Linked DNA regions of Homo sapiens: regions 1, 2 and 3 are each linked to region 4. A link is a loop called in an ENCODE intact Hi-C map of the cell type or tissue named here. Cell type or tissue: dorsolateral prefrontal cortex. All regions are shown on one strand.

Region 1 (2,500 bases), 68 kb before region 4:
TTTAAGAGTAGAAAAAAGAAAAATAGCAATCATAAGGGGTTCCTGTGAAGTTTGGAAAAAAATTTAAGCAAAAACTACAGCAAATTATGCAAATTCTATTACAAATTATATAGGATATATAAATTCTGTTACGTGTGTTAGACCTTGTCAATGAACATGTTGCTTCTATTATTTTTGATTGATGGTTTTGGACTGTACCTAGCCATATACTGTATTCAGATAGGTCTTCTTGGTTTTATTTTCAATGATTGCTGTTTGACCATGAAACAAGGTAAATCTCATGTGACCTGTACCCAGAAAGAACTCCTTGGCCCTAACCTCATTAGAACCATGCTTTATGGGATATGTCATCCCAGGTTATATCCAAATGGACCTCAGAGAAGACAACAGGTTACATCTGTTGGCACAACTTACACTAAACGGAAAATTGATGTTATCTATTGATTGGGACCTCCATTCATATGTTTTGGTCTGCTAGGGCTGCCATAAAGCATAACAGACTAGGTGGCTTAAACAACAGAAATCTATTCTTCCGCAGTTCTGGAGGCTGGAAGTCTGAGATCAAATTATTGACAGGGTTGTTTTCTCCTAAGGTCTCTGTCCTTGGCTTGAAGATGGCTACTTTCTCCTTGTGTTCCCATAGGGTCATTCCTCTGTGCATATCTATGTCTAAATCTTCTCATAACAGTTCTACTGGATTAAGCACCACCCTAATGACCTTATTTTAACTTAATTACCCTTTTCAAGAACCTATCTCCAAATACAGTCACTTTTTGAAGGACTAGGGGTTAAGATGTTAACATATGAATTTTGGGGGGGACATAATTCAGCCCATGATATGATATATACACCTATTACTTCTTATTTATTGTATGGGATATAGATAAAAATATTCTTATGTGAGTCCTTTTTATACTTAAATAAATATAGTGTTTTCCAGGCCAAGGTGGGCAGATCACGAGGTCAGGAGATCGAGACCATCCTGGCTAACACAGTGAAACCCCATCTCTACTAAAAATACAAAAAAATAGCCAGGCGTGGTAGTGGGCACCTGTAGTCCCAGCTACTCAGGAGGCTGAGGCAGGAGAATGGCATGAACCCGGGAGGCGGAGCTTGCAGTGAGCCGAGATCGTGCCACTGCACTCCAGCCTGGGTGACAGAGCGAAACTCCGTCACAAAAAAAAAAAAAAAAAAAAAAAAAAAAAGTGTTTTCCATGTATGCTACAAGTGGTTTTGACCACCAGAGGGCTCCTGTATTTATGCAATGAAACACAATTATAATACAATGACGCTTTCAAGATTAAATATAAAGTTGATTGTGAAAGTTAAATACTTGATATCTGTGTATCTTCAGTGAATCAATCCTTAAGCATCCCAATGCCTAACCTGATGATGATAATGATGATGGTGATGATGATGATGGCTGCATTTATTGAGTAGCAACCGTGAGCCACCCCTGTACCAGGTGCTTTACATAATATGATCTAATTTAATATACTGAACTTTCCTGTTACATTCAATGTTTTGTATTATTTCAGTATTATAAATAAAGTATCTATGACTTGGAGAGGTTAAACAACAACACACAGCTAGCAAGAGGCTAAGTGGAAATTTGAATCACTAGCATCATCATTAGCACTAGTTTCATCATATAGCCTTTAGAAGACAGTTCCTAATTAGCTTCAAGGGGTTCGTGACCCTCCTGAAATACTATACAAAATATGCGAGTATGTGTACAGTGCAGAGACGAAACGTCCAAATTTGTTGTTTTGTTAAGAAGCTCAGCTCCACTCTGAAGTCTAGGAAATGTAGATAGCATGGCAGTCAAGGTTGCTCTAATCTACCCCCAATCCTTTTTGTTTTCATTGCTTGATTCATAGTCCCTACAATCCCTCCTCTAAAAGGTTCTCTAATGGATAGATGACTTCTATTACCCCTTTAGTTTTATCAGTTGTTTTGTCCTGAATGTATCTGGCTGAGTTTTCTCTCCATATTATCTAAGACTCCTAGCTGCAAATAACAGAAACACAACTTGTGCCTGGGAAACACAGGAGGGGAGCTGGCCCCAGGAACACCCTAGAACCAAGGATTTCAACTCCAGCAGGACCATGACTCATCTCCTACTACAGACGAGCTTTTTCCATCTGATGGTAGCTTGGTGTAAATGTTTTAGGCTTATGTCCTCACAGTCTTGGGGCCAGAAAAGGAAAGAGAGCTCTTCCCTGTCAGCTCTATTTAGAAAAGCCCAGGGAAATGACTGATTAGCCTGGCTAGGAGCTCACACCCATCCCTTGAGTAATCACTTTTCACAGGAAAGTGGCACTATGGAAGTCCAGGCTTCAGTTACATGCTCTCATCTCTGATCAGGTGGGTGGGATAGCATTAAGGGCAGCTCCCTGAAATCACATGGATGAAGTTAGGGAGGAGCGGCCTCCCAAGGAAGAAACATGCTATTACCAGAAAAAGAGGGAAGAGGCGATGGGCCCACAAACACATTGAA
Region 2 (2,500 bases), 290 kb before region 4:
CTTTCCTATAGCATGAAGGTTGAAAAAGGCTCTAGGGGTTCCAGCAGGTGTTTCTTTCACTAAAAGGACAGGGATCAAATGTAAACTGTTCTTACGTAGGAATTTCTGCTTTAGGTTATTATTTGTCTATCAGTGGACTTTCTTATTTTTTCTTAGTGGCTGGGACAATGAAACTAGTAACAAGATTGTTCATTCTTGTTGCTGTTGAACACTTATTGGGCTATGCTTAGATTCAACAAAAATCTTAAAGCACCTTTAATTTTGTGGAGTCATTTCTGGCCATCTCTGAATTTTTAGGAACAGCAGGACATTTAAGATGAGTGTTTAATGATTATTTGAGTGAATTGGACACTTAAAATTGCACCAATAGGATAGAATTGGCTTCTGGTCTCATCACATGGCCCTGATGGACCTAACAATTTTGTTTCTTTTGCTTCCCCTATGAAATGAAGATGGTTGAGATGGGAGGATTCTTAAAGATTTTATAGCTCTAACATAATGTGATTCACGAATTTAGGTTTCATTGAAATCATTTGACATGGGTATTGAATACAAGCACAAGTGGATTTACCTTGAAGCTAATGAAGCGTAATCTTTAGAGGTCTTCCTTTCCAGGGGTCCCAATCCAAGGCCCTGGCCTAACTTTGTCTTAGTAATTTGACATTCTTTGCCTAGAAGAGCTTTGCCCAAATTATTTAAGCTTCCAGCCTCCCAAAACCTGTATTCATCTCTAGGCTACTAGAACATAAGCAGTGAACGTTGAGGTAACTGAAGGCTTTTCCCAGTAGTCTTTCCCACTGAGATGGTGAATAGAAAATCACCACGAAGAAGCATTAAGACTCCTTTGTAATATGTATCATCTGTCTGCCAATTTGTTGGAATCTAGTCAACCATGGATGGGCATTCAATATATATATGTTTTGACAAGTCACTTGGAATTAGAGGAATCAGATAATTAAAAGACATATCTGTCTCAGGATCTAGCAGAATGCCAACTTGAGACATTGGGGAAGATGCTTTGTACAAAAATGTATACTTTTTCATTTATTCAATGAATATTTTTGAACACCTAAAACACGCAGGATGCTGGGATGATGGAAAACCAAAGTGAGGAAACTTGTCATTCAGCTGTGAGTCCAGAGCTTTGTGAACGTATGCAAATTACCCAGATAAATGGGATTTAAAGTTGGATCTTGAGCCAGAGTTTCCAAAAAGATGTATGTGGTGGTATAAAAGTCAGGCATGATGGAGTGGAAAAGTTCTCAGCTTTTATACACTAGATGGCACTGTGGGTGCAGAGGAAAGCTCTAAATTGGTTCTTTTGTTACTTAAATCTGTTGCAAAAATTATATGGTTGAGAAAACAACAGTGTGGTATAAGCCCTGTAATTCTAGGGGGAAGTGTAGAATGCAGTCCTAATTACTTTGAGATTCAATATGTGTCCTCTTTTGGTTAGACTGCTTAGATTGGTATGTAGAGTTGTATGTATATGTCTCCTGTTGAAAGAAACTCCTCAGGCCCAGATTTTTAAATAATCACATACAGCTCTCCTGCCATGGCTATGATGTTCTTCCTGAAATGAAAGACCAAACAGTGGTGTGTTAGATGTAATGGTTAGCAATGATAGAGTCTACTGCAATTCTGCCCAATTCCAAGATTTGAACTCTCCTCTTTATTTCCAAGACTTTTCTTTAAAATCACCATAAAAATAGCAATAGTTGAAGCTCACAAGTCACTTCTGTACTGGCACACTGGCTCCCCCCTTTCACTGAGTCACCTTTATAAACATGTCTGCTGTAAGCAGTCTCTGTTAGGATGTAACAATACTCTTTTGGGGATTGTTTTTGGGGAAATTTCACACAAAGGCTGCTAGGAAGTCTAAGGACATATGAAAGCTGAAAATGTTTTCAACAAGAGTTAGAAGTGGCCTCAAGCCCTTAGCCTTTTGATCATCAGTTAAAAAACAAAACAAAACAAAACAAAACAAAAACCAAACAACCACCTTAATATTAAGAGTTAGGTTATCTTGGATGAAAAATTGATCTCCATTTTCTCTTCCGGAGGTGTGCACTAAAATTTGTACTCTTCCTCTATGGGAACTTTGACAGTGGAAAAGGAAATATTTGCTTATGTAGAACTCCTTTCATACAGGATTGAAAACACCTATGTCATACTGAAGCTTGGGGAAGAAGTAGAAAATAGATTCTGTGGGAGTTTGTTTTGTTTTGTTTTAGGAAAGATGTGGCATCTTTTTTTGCCATTTATGTTGGGGACAAACACAGTGACTTGGATAGACCAGGTCAATATGTTCCTTGCTCTGGAGAGCACGGTTGCTTCTGAGATTGTACAGCCTCGCAAATGAGTACCTGAAAGCTCCTAGGCTATTACAAATATGTTACCAGCTCTCTCTCCACCTCTCTTTCCTCACAGATGATAAGTATATAAATAAAATCAACAGTATTTACCGCGTAGCACTCCCTTGGAGAGAGTAGGCAGTTGG
Region 3 (2,500 bases), 120 kb after region 4:
GGCGGGGGAAGGCTCTTAAATTTGCAGAAATACAAACAGATTAGAACTGAATGTTGGACATTCATTCTAATAACCTCTTAGATCAAAGCATCCCCTGAGGATTTCTCACTGGTCACATTTCTCTGCAGATTCCAGTCTCCCACCATGCTGCTGGTCCTCAGACTCTCTTCACATCTCCCTGCTCCTCTGTTTTTCCAGCATCCTCATCTTGGTCCACAAAGTCACTCATGTTCTCTGACAATCAGACAGTCACCTAATCTGGGCCCCATCCAGGAGTCCCATGGAAGAACTGGCGGAGGTTTTCAATTTCAGTCTTTCCTCTCTCATCTTCACTTGCTCCTGTGGGTGGAAGTAAGCAGCACAGGAACTTATTCCTCACTGGTAGAAAACATCCCCTTAGAAGACAGAAGAAACTAGCAACGGTCAATTTTGATTTATATAACAATTTTGACATCCTCATATTATTTGTGAGTGATAATATCGAAACAAATAACTGACCATAAATCATGAAACATTTAATAAAATGGGAACTAAGCAGTTACTTAATTTGGTATAATGTGGGTAAAAGTTTTCCTTAATTTATAAATAAATGTTTTGGTTGACCTTCAAATTTTATTTTATATTGGCCGGGCACAGTGGCTCACGCCTGTAATCCCTGCACTTTGGGAGGCTGAGGCGGGCGGATCACCTGAGGTCAGGAGTTCCAGACCAGCCTGGCCATCATGGCGAAACCCCGTCTCTACTAAAAATACCAAATTTTATTTTATAAGCCTTTCCACCTTCCTTCCCTATGTGTCTAGGAGAAAAAGAGACACATGAATTAGAAATGAAAATCTACCATGGTGATAATGTGATTTGTTGAACATCAATCAACAGTTCTTAACACCCTTTGTTGGGTTCTTTGTTTTTTTAAATGTAGATTTTCTTGACCGATTTCTTATGTCTTATTCTACCTGTAAGGCTTGCAGAGATTGACTTTTCAGAACACTAGGATCTTTAAATTTCTCCAGACAAAGGAAATGACCAGAGATTATATTCACTTGCCTGTCTTTGTGTGTGCAGAGATTATTGTCAGCTCAGAGCTATGTCCAGGATGCTTTGTTTTTTCCTGACATTAAGTCCCTTGTCTGAGAGAAATTGCTGAGTCATCAATTACAGGAATGATGTTACACTTAAATGATATTTCACAGTGATGGCCAAATGTGCTGCTTTTTCACTATTTCCATTACTCTATGTGCAGTTAGGAAAATACAAGTAGTTAAGCAGTAGTCCTTACTTAATACAGGGTAAATACATATGCCAATAATGCTCTTTATATTTAAAATAAGTCTTACTGCTTTTTAATTATGACAAAAGTAAAGCATGTTTATTGTAAAAATATGATTAGAAAATATAGATAAACTAGAACAATTAACAAACCCTTTATAATACTATCTTGAGAAGATCACTCTAAAATACTCTCTTGGTTCGTAGATTTTCGTATTCCTGTATTGCTATTTTCTGACCTCTGCTGGAGGAAATGGGAAATAACAGTGCATTTTAAGAAATTGTATGCACATGCATATGTGTATATGTTTTACGTAGTAACTTACTCTCAAATTAATTATCACTAATGAGACAAATTGAAAAAATACTGATGCTGTAAAAAAAAGGTTTCTGCAGTCTTGACAAAGGTGCCAATTTGGCCTCCTCGTGATCAGTCACATGCAGTGAAGAGCTACATGATAATACATAATGACGAAGACCTTATAGCTAAGAAGTCCTTCTCAAACTAAGTACTTGTTCTCTACCATCTCCACTTCCATGTCTTTGTATACGTCATTTTTCTCATTTTTGACCTGTAAAAAGCATCTTGGATGGCTACATTCATTTCCGGAATTATTAACAAGAACTTCGACATTCTTTCTCCTACCACATACTAGAGAATGTAGTTGAGAAATTTGCCTCCTGTGTCATGGAAAGCAGTACTTTGGGAATTTGAACACTGCCCTCTATTACCTATTTTAATAACTACTGTCCCCAAGGGCAAACTACAGTTCATGTAAATAGATAGTATATTTGGGCCTTGTTTCTTTTTTATCAGGGAACATGCATGTATTTCTTAATCTGAATCTTGAGAGTATCAAGTATGCTACTTGCCATATTGTCAGATCCTGCTATCAAAGAATCTGCTTTTAAAATTTTTTATGTGGCTGATAATGGGAAATAGAGTTTTATGTGCAACCTTAGTAACATTAAGCTAAGGAACTTGGATATACTGGTTGATATTGAAATGAATGAAGTGGAGCTACCCAGAAAAGGGGAAGGGCACAGTAGCTCATGGTGGACTAACTACCCACATGAAAGAGTGTGTTTCCTCAAGAGAGGATGACTCCCAATATCACCAGTTCTGTGGTAGTTGTCATAGAAATGTTCTTCTGATAGAGGAAGTGTGTTCATGCCAGCTCCATAATAGGCATCTTTAAACACCTAGTGTGCTGTGATGAACAGGCCTCTGTCT
Region 4 (2,500 bases):
CCCTCATTACTGGTCCTTGCCCTTCCTGCAATTTATAGGACTTCCCTGAGGCACATGTGCTGAGGCTTTGCTATTGCCAGGGATTCTGTGCTCTGAAACAGCCCTATCTCACACACCCCTTTCCACTTAGGATCCCCTACCTCACACTTCCAAGACAGCTAATTGAGGCTAAATGGGTCTGATGCCATTCTATTAGTGCAAAATAAATTGGCTTATGCCAACTTGAACTCCTAATCTTGATTTTATCAACACTTTGCCCTGTTTATTCAGACTGTTCATGAGTAGGAAGTTAAGGAAAATGTTGCCTATGAACAAAATGATCAAACTTTTATCTGAAATACCTTTGAAAGTTTTCCCGAAGCTTTAATTATCATGTTCCTTTTGTTTTGGATGTAATAGCAGGCCCTCCCAATTTTCCTAAATGTTTGAAAATATTTTTGATACTTTCTGTCTTCTGTTGTGGTTAAAAAAAAGAAGGCACCAGTGTTGGCTATGCCTGGGGAGTTAGTGAGGTAATCTGGAGAGATCTCTGGACCCCAGTCCTTTGTCCAAGAGGTATGGTCAAAAGAACAAAGCAAATTTCAGAAAAACCGGTATAATATGATCCTATTTTAATGGTAAGTCTGTTCCAACAACTGCTTTCTTTTTCGAATTACACCATGTGCCCAGGCTACAAAGGCTCTGCAGAAATGTGACTCTGTTGGCAAATACGCGTGTGATACCTTAACCATGCTGGAGGCCAGTTAGCATAATGTGTATTTCAGATGCAGTTTGTCATCAGTGCTGGGTGCTATGGGGCTTAAAACAAAAACAGGATGAGCCTAGAGCACAGAAGTGGAAAATTAGGTGGGTGGGTGAGTATGGACTTGGAAATGGAAAATGTGCTTCCCTGTGGGACATGGCTTGTGTTCATTAGTGCTGACCTGCCTCCTCTCTAGCCCTGTAAGCTGACGCTGACACCAAAGCTTGCTGAGAAACTGAATAGACCCTCCCGCCCCGACCAACCAAGGACAAAGATGAGACCACCCAATTCGGTTACGTTGTTGCCAGAACAACATGTTTAATCTTTAACATGGGTTCAAACTATTCTTGGCCCTAGGAACATGGACTTCAGCAATTAAAGTCAACATGTGCTTCCATTAAACCATTGTGTCCACCTCCAAATGGTTATAAATATGTAGCATAAGCTATGGGAGTTGGGGTGGAATGGATGACAGCCTTTGCTAATGACGCTCTAGAAACCAATATTCTCCTCTCAAAATAACATGGAAAAATTCTACTTAATACCTCCTGGGTTCCATTAGTGGTTCTGGGTAAATAATTCTGGGGAAAGTAATTTCTGTTTTCATTCCAGCTGTGCAGCAGATACTGTGATGATGGATTGCAAGTGCAAAGAGTAAGACAAAACTCCAGCACATAAAGGACAATGACAACCAGAAAGCTTCAGCCCGATCCTGCCCTTTCCTTGAACGGGACTGGATCCTAGGAGGTGAAGCCATTTCCAATTTTTTGTCCTCTGCCTCCCTCTGCTGTTCTTCTAGAGAAGTTTTTCCTTACAACAATGAGAAAACATGTACTAGCTGCATCCTTTTCTATGCTCTCCCTGCTGGTGATAATGGGAGATACAGACAGTAAAACGGACAGCTCATTCATAATGGACTCGGACCCTCGACGCTGCATGAGGCACCACTATGTGGATTCTATCAGTCACCCATTGTACAAGTGTAGCTCAAAGGTAAGACCAAGGTCTCTGTGAGGAGAGCATTTCCCTCAGAAACAGGCAAGAAGCCATATTTCTTTGTCAGGGGATGGAGAACTAAGATCATAGCCCAAACTTAAGTGATGTGGCTGGCCCACAGGGCTTGTGGGAGAATGAGGCTTTTAGAATTTCCCCCCGTGCTTTGCACTGTTATCAGTAAAAGTGCCTAATCAATCATGTGCACACCCATCCAGTGGGACAGGTGTCCTTTGTCCCTGGCTGTGATGTTTATGAGTGGTAGTGTGCTTTTCCAAAAAAGAAAAATGGAGTTTACAAGTCATCATAACTCTCTAGCTCCATCATCAATAAAGAGGAAGAGAATGCAAAGAATGCGATTGAGCAGTGGAACATACTTCTTGGAGGGCTCTTTAAAGAGATTCTTGGTGAAATAACTGGCTTTGTGGTCTGAGCCTTTCTTCAGGTGCTACATTTCTGTTCAAATGATTTCAAAAGATAAGATGGCAATATGATCATTTATCATTTTTACATTGCTTATCCAAATCGTTCTCATTTGGAAAAGGATGCATGTTTCTTGCAGAGGCAGTCCGTGCCTCAGTGGTGTGCAAGGGAATATCATGCTTAAAAGGCCACCAAGAGTGGCCAGCTACATGGACCACCCAGAAGGGAGGCACATTGTAGGGTGGAACATACGAGATCTCACGACTGTCACTGCCCCTAAACAGGCACAATGAATGAAATTTGTCCACACTTGGTAAATAATAATTTGTTTAGCCCAACCTC

Evidence for each region. Hi-C counts contacts between places; a loop is a spot of excess contacts. Peaks named below come from ENCODE experiments on the same cell type or tissue, not always from the same donor. Only the 100,000 strongest peaks of a DNase experiment are listed, where the experiment ranks them.
Region 1: a loop joins it to region 4, with 5 times the contacts of the local background. A loop is called at or near these places in 35 of 110 quality-filtered maps.
Region 2: it touches region 4 in a loop (15-fold over the local background); 80 of 110 quality-filtered maps call a loop at or near these places.
Region 3: a loop joins it to region 4, with 2.9 times the contacts of the local background. A loop is called at or near these places in 14 of 110 quality-filtered maps.

Annotation. Positions count from the first base shown.
Region 1 is chrX:44,025,441-44,027,940 of GRCh38, reverse strand. No RefSeq gene overlaps it. Among named protein-coding and RNA genes, the nearest start is that of NDP, 53 kb to the right of the region's middle. In dorsolateral prefrontal cortex, CTCF peaks have their summits at 1,046 and 1,245 (motif pointing right); no DNase peak of the experiment used is centred here; H3K27me3 peaks cover 2,155 bases.
Region 2 is chrX:44,242,989-44,245,488 of GRCh38, reverse strand. The region is part of intron 7 of EFHC2 (EF-hand domain containing 2); the gene reads left to right. Among named protein-coding and RNA genes, the nearest start is that of EFHC2, 99 kb to the left of the region's middle. In dorsolateral prefrontal cortex, a CTCF peak has its summit at 1,290 (motif pointing right); no DNase peak of the experiment used is centred here; H3K27ac peaks cover 858 bases; H3K27me3 peaks cover 2,369 bases.
Region 3 is chrX:43,835,622-43,838,121 of GRCh38, reverse strand. All of the region lies in intron 3 of MAOB (monoamine oxidase B), which reads left to right. Among named protein-coding and RNA genes, the nearest start is that of MAOB, 46 kb to the left of the region's middle. In dorsolateral prefrontal cortex, CTCF peaks have their summits at 1,301 and 1,511 (motif pointing left); no DNase peak of the experiment used is centred here; H3K27me3 peaks cover 1,218 bases.
Region 4 is chrX:43,957,707-43,960,206 of GRCh38, reverse strand. NDP (norrin cystine knot growth factor NDP) reads left to right here. Exons shown (of 3, transcript NM_000266.4): 2 at 1,355-1,735. The coding sequence starts at 1,562. The region is part of intron 3 of NDP-AS1 (NDP antisense RNA 1); the gene reads right to left. Among named protein-coding and RNA genes, the nearest start is that of NDP-AS1, 9.2 kb to the right of the region's middle. In dorsolateral prefrontal cortex, CTCF peaks have their summits at 1,346 and 1,545 (motif pointing left); a DNase peak (open chromatin) is centred at 1,495; H3K27ac peaks cover 1,965 bases; H3K27me3 peaks cover 1,742 bases.